2 separate regions of the Homo sapiens genome follow, and region 1 is linked to region 2. A link is a contact called in ENCODE Hi-C or POLR2A ChIA-PET data. All regions are on one chromosome and are shown on one strand. The core of a region is the stretch at or near the end of the contact, and the rest is flanking DNA. Distances in the headings are between cores, read along the strand shown. Region 1 holds the start of ZKSCAN5 (zinc finger with KRAB and SCAN domains 5). Region 2 overlaps CYP3A7-CYP3A51P (CYP3A7-CYP3A51P readthrough).

Region 1 (2,764 bases), core at 80-2,579, 190 kb before region 2:
GAACAACTTTCATAGACATTAAACAACTTTATACGAGCAACAAAATTAAGCCATAGGTGCAAAATTCTATACCAACTCACTAACACACAAAATACGGGCATTGCAAACATTCACCGGGGGTTTGGTCCTAGATAGGAAGCTACTTAAAATGCAAGATTTTGGGCTCCCTGAAAAGAGACCTTTAACTTCTAAATATCTTCTCATCTTTTTGCAGATGCTGCAATTTCACAGCAGTTCCTTCCTTCGCGCCTGTAAAACAGTGGCAACAGTAACTCTTCTCCTGCCTGCCCATCAACTTTGTAAACTGCGCGGGGCGTAGGGGGAGGGGAGGGCTGGGGCCTGGAAACTATAAAGCACCATATGAAAAGGAGAGCACTGGGAGGTCGATGCGGGCGCATCACCTGAGGTCAGGAGTTCGAGACCAGCCTGGCCAACATGGGGAAACCCCGTCTCTACTAAAAATACAAAATAAGCCGGGCGTGGTGAGTGTGCCTGTAATCCCAGCTACTCGAAAGGCTGAGGCAGGAGAATTGCCCGAACCTGGGAGCAGAGGTTACAGTGAGCCGAGATCGTGCCATTGCACTCCAGCCTGGGGGACAACGAGACTCCGTCTCAAAAAACAAAACAAAACAAAACAAAAACGGGAGATTATTACTAAGAGATGGGGTCTCACTATGTTGCCCAGGCTGGAGTGCAATGGTGCGATCCCGGCTCACTGCATCCTCAGCCTCCCGGGTCCAAGTGATTCTCCTGCCTCAGCCTCCCAAGTGGCTGAGATTACAGGCTCGCGCCACCACGCCCAGCTAAGTTTTTGTATTTTTAGTAGAGACGGGGTTTCACCATGTTGGCCAGGCTGGTCTCGAACTCCTGGCCTCAGGTGATCCACCCACCTCGGCCTCCCAAAGTGCTGGCATTACAGGTGTGAGTCACCGAGCCCGGCCAAGGGAGGGTATTTCTAATAGACAGGGGTCTCGCTATGTTGCCCGAGCTGGTCTCGAACTCTTGGGCTCAAGCGATCCTGCTTCTTCAGCCTGTCCACTAGCTAGGCTTACAAGCGTGGGACCCCGCGCCTGGCTGAAGAGAGGTATCATTAAGGACGAGACCCCCTTGGCCAGGGAAGCCCTGCGTAAGCAACGCCCCTCTCTTCAAAGGGATGCCCCGCTCCCTCCGCCCACTCCCAGCCTTCCAGCCTTGGCTCCCGAGGACACGACTCCGGGCCCTGCCACCTTCTGATAGGCTCGCGAGACCGAGGCTGCAAAGAGAGCCGCCCCCCATTGGCCAACCGGCGAGTCCCGCGCGCCACCTCCTGGGAGATGTAGTTCCGGGAACAGCTGGCCCCTGCGACTCGCGGGTGTGACGTTGAAGATGTCGGCCTTCTGAGCCGACTGCGGTGGTCAAGAGGTGGGTTTGTTTGGAAAGTGGGTGGTGAGAGTAGCGAGGATGCGGGTGAAGAAAACCTAAGGGCCCCAAATTCAACATAAGCGAGGTTTGCGGGCTGTCAGCAAGGTACAGACCTACTTCAAATCGGGGCGCAGAGCGTTGGGGGTGGGGGAAGGCGCAAGCTCCCCGGCCAATCAGACACGAGCAACCTCAGCCCAACTCTGGAGGCCCCGCCCCCTTCCCCGCCCCACGGAAAGGGGAGGAGCTTGGGCTGTTTGAATGGCTTTGGGATGGAGCAGGGGAGAGAGTGGCTCCGTTTGCCTCCCCGCTTTGGTGATGCTGTGCGAGCGGCTTCGGGGGCCCTGGAGACGTCCGAGTCACTGAGGGTGGGCTGGGACTCGGGGCCCGCGTCCCATCTCCCCGCCGATTGGTCCGCCCCCCGTGCGAGGTGAGGTCCTCCGGGATTCCTAGAGAGGACGCGGAAGTGCTTTCGGGGGGGGGTGGGATCTAACGGTTTAACCCCGTTGGACAGGGCAAGATTGGACTTGGTTACTTCCGGCGAGGAAGTGTTGGGGAGTGTCGGCTTCGGTTTCTCTCCGTGGGAAGAACCGCATCTTCCCAGCCTCGGCTGCGGGGAGCTTGATGTTCCAGGAGAGCTCCCCTAGAGTGGGGCCTTGAGGGGAGGGGGCAGGGGCTTCGTGACTGGACGGGGGTCCTGTCCCTAACCTTGACCGGGCCACAGTCTCTGTATCTCGGGGTCAGGGGCCATTCTGAGGAATCCAGGTCCAGATCTGTACCTTATAAACGCTGCTTCTCTTTGGGACCGATGGAGTCTCCCCTTGGCCTGTCAAGCTCTTGTAGCTTAGAGAACAGGCTCAGTTTTGACCATTATAATGATTTTCACCCTTATTCCGACTTAAGTTCGTCTTATGGTAGAGAGAAAGAGCGGCTGCGTCTGGACTAGTTAGTCTCGTCCCGTTATTTATATGGAATGTAAAGTTCTTCACTCTAAAACTGTGTTTTAGGTTGGGCCTGATGTCAGATTTGTATGGCTCTCTTTTACACTTTTAAAATGTTGGGGTTATTCCTTATTATCATTTTGTGGGTGAAGTGATGGCTACCTTGTAGTACCTATTTTTAAGTAAATTACTTTGTTGAGTGGTCGTCTTTAGTATAGATGACCTCTTTGCCATCTGTCTTTGCTAATAATGATGCCCAATACATCAGTAGGTTGCATGCTACTGAAAGTGTCCTTCAGAAGATATTAAAGAGCAGAAAAACAATTGTTTCAGTGTAACACAGCCAGCCTCGAAGACTTCCCTCTGAGTTGGAATGATAATGACCGAATCCCGAGAAGTTATAGACTTAGACCCCCCAGCTGAGA
Region 2 (2,700 bases), core at 38-2,537:
TCTGCTGAGAGATCTGCTGTTAGTCTGGTGGACTTCCCTTTGTGGGGAAGCCGACCTTTCTCTCTGGCTGCCCTTAACATTTTTTCCTTCATTTCAACCTTGGTGAATCTGATAATTATGTGTCTTGGGGTTGCTCTTTTTGAGGAGTATCTTTGTGGTGTTCTCTGTATTTCCTGAATTTGAATGTTGGCCTGCTTTGCTAGTTTGGGGAAGTTCTCTTGGATAATATCCTGAAGAGTGTTTTCTGACTTGGTTCCATTCTCCCTGTCCCTTTCTGATACACCTGTCAAATGTAGATTTGGTCTTTTCACATAGTCCCATATTTCTTGGAGGCTTTGTTCATTTCTTTTCACTTTTTTTTCTCTAATCTTGTCTTCTTGCTTTATTTCATTAGTTTGATCTTTGATCACTGATATCCTTTCTTACAGTTGATCGAATCGGCTATTGAAGCTTGTGCATGCATCACGAAGTTCTTGTACCATGGTTTTGAGCTGTCAGGTCATTTAAGGTCTTCTTGACACTGTTTATTTTAGTTAGCCATTCATGTAACCTTTTTCCAAGGTTGTTAGCTATCTTGTGATGGGTTAGAACATGCTCCTTTAGCTCGGATAAGTTTGCTAATACCGACCTTCTGAAGACTACTTCTGTCAACTCATCAAACTCATTCTCTGTCCAGTTTTGTTCCCTTGCTGGTGAGGAGCTGTGATCTTTCGGAGGAGAAGAGATGCTCTGTTTTTTGGAATTTTCAGCTGTTTTGCTCTGGTTTCTTCCCATCTTTATGGTTTTATCTATCTTTGGTCTCTGATGTTGGTGACCTACAAATGGGGTTTTGGTGTGGATGTCCTTTTTGTTGATGTTGATGCTATTTCTGTCTGTTAGTTTTTCTTCTAACAGTCAGACTCCTCAGCTGCAGGTCTTTTGGAGTTTGCTGGAGGTCCTCTTCAGACCCTGTTTGCCTGGGTATTACCTGCAGAGGCTGCAGAACAGCAAATATTTCTGCCTCATCCTTCCTCTGGAAGCTTCATCCCAGAGGGGCACCCGCATGTTTGAAGTGTCTGTCGGCCTCTACTGGAAAGTGGTTCCCAGTCAGGCTACAGGGGGGTCAGGAACACATTTGAGGAGGCAGTCTATCCGTTCTCAGAGCTCGAATACCGTGCTGAGAGAACCACTGCTCTCTTCAGAGCTGTCAGACAGGGACGTTTAAGTCTGCAGAGGCTGTCTGTCTCCTGTGTTTTGTTCTACTCTGCCCTGCCCCCAGAAGTGGAATCTACAGAGGCAGTAGGCCTTGCTGAGCTGCGGTGGGCTCCACCCACTTCGTGCTTCCAGGCCTCTTTGTTTACACAGTAAGCTACTCAAGCCTCAGCAATGGCTGATACCCCTCCTCTATCAAGCTGCAGCATATCAGGTGGATCTCAGACTGCTGCACTAGCAGTGAGCAAGTCTCCGTGGGTGTGGCACCTGCCGATCGAGGCACGGGAGGGTATCTCCTGGTCTGCCTGTTGCTAAGACTCAGTTGGAAATGCAGAAGTCACCTATCTTCTGCCTCAATCTTGCTGGGAGCTGCAGACTAGAGCTGTTCCTATTCGGCCATCTTGGAAATGCTTCCCTTGATTAATATTTCAAATATACTTAACCCTGCGTCTAATTGGGGCTGAAAACAGTTGAATCCAATGAAATCAGACTTGCTGGCAGTTAGAGGAATCTTATTTGGAGACATCATAAGGGAAAGGAGAGAAAACAGAGGAGGTATTTGAAATGGGAAATTTAAAATCACTCTTGAATTTTCTCAAAGTGCTGTAGATACTGAATGACTTATCATTGTGTGTAAACTAGGTAACTCCTTGTCTTTCTGATGCCTTTTTGCTTTTTCATGTATTGTCTCTAAAATCTCATAAATCCTTGAATGATCACCTCCAGGGGCACATGGGGAAACTGAGGCTGAGGGAAAGAGAGTGAGTGTCAGAAGGGAATGCACAGTCTTTTATCTCTGTTCATCATCCTTTTCATTTATTTCATCAGCTCGCTCTAGAATTCTAGCAGAATTAGGAAGTTACAGACATCAGGGACCTCTTTTAGTCTAGCAGATTTAGATAAGTCTGAGGCATGTTGTTGAGTGAGAAAAGGAGTGAGTGACAGAATGACAAAGTGGACTCACTTTCCAGTTTTCCAGCTTAACATGGAAGTTCTGAGAAAATGTCCCCTCTACACATTGGACACAGCAAATTACAACACTTGCTCAGCGTTTTCACTGAAACTGAAAAACAAACTTTCCTGTTTTCTACATTTCAGGGTTGATGTTTTACCTGTGCAAACAAAGATCCCAGGAATGTTTATCTTGGGGGGTACATCTACTAAAGAACTGACCTAGAAAAGGTGGCGGGGAAATTATTGCTTTTGCAAAGGGAAAAATATGAAATTCCTGGGCAGTAATTAGACAACAAAACCCTCACTTGGAAGAATTGGAATCAGGGAAACAAGCCTCAGGTATGCGGGAAAGATGATCTAAGCCACAGAGCTGACTACTGCTGCTGCTGGCCCTGTGGAGATAAGCTCATAATTTTCCATCCAGAGGCCAGGCCCTAGACAGAGCATCAGACCAGGTTAGGCACAAAGGCTCGACCAAAGTTCACAGTCCATGTGGCACATATGACATTTTATTCAGCAAAATTAAATATTTAATAATTTCATCAAATTATCACC

What was found. Hi-C counts contacts between places; a loop is a spot of excess contacts on that map. ChIA-PET counts read pairs that join two places held with the same protein, here RNA polymerase II (POLR2A).
Region 1: a map of Caco-2 shows a loop between it and region 2 (2.7-fold over the local background). The contact joins the promoter of ZKSCAN5 here to the enhancer-like site in region 2. A Hi-C loop is called at or near these places in 1 of 168 maps with a recorded cell type or tissue (Caco-2). POLR2A ChIA-PET finds 5 or more read pairs at or near these places in 2 of 52 experiments (PC-9 and T-cell).

The regions. Positions count from the first base shown.
Region 1 is chr7:99,503,333-99,506,096 of GRCh38, forward strand. ZKSCAN5 (zinc finger with KRAB and SCAN domains 5) reads left to right here and starts at 1,330. Exons shown (of 7, transcript NM_145102.4): 1 at 1,330-1,401; 2 at 2,673-2,764. The coding sequence starts at 2,713. RefSeq lists enhancers at 917-966, 1,357-1,536, 1,917-1,996.
Region 2 is chr7:99,692,249-99,694,948 of GRCh38, forward strand. The region is part of intron 14 of CYP3A7-CYP3A51P (CYP3A7-CYP3A51P readthrough); the gene reads right to left. It also overlaps a transcript of ZSCAN25 not described here and the pseudogene CYP3A51P. Among named protein-coding and RNA genes, the nearest start is that of CYP3A5, 14 kb to the left of the region's middle. Within about 2 kb of position 1,288, at least 5 of the 41 ENCODE cell types and tissues checked have a DNase peak (open chromatin) inside an H3K27ac peak, as active enhancers do; they include PC-9, where a contact is called at or near this core.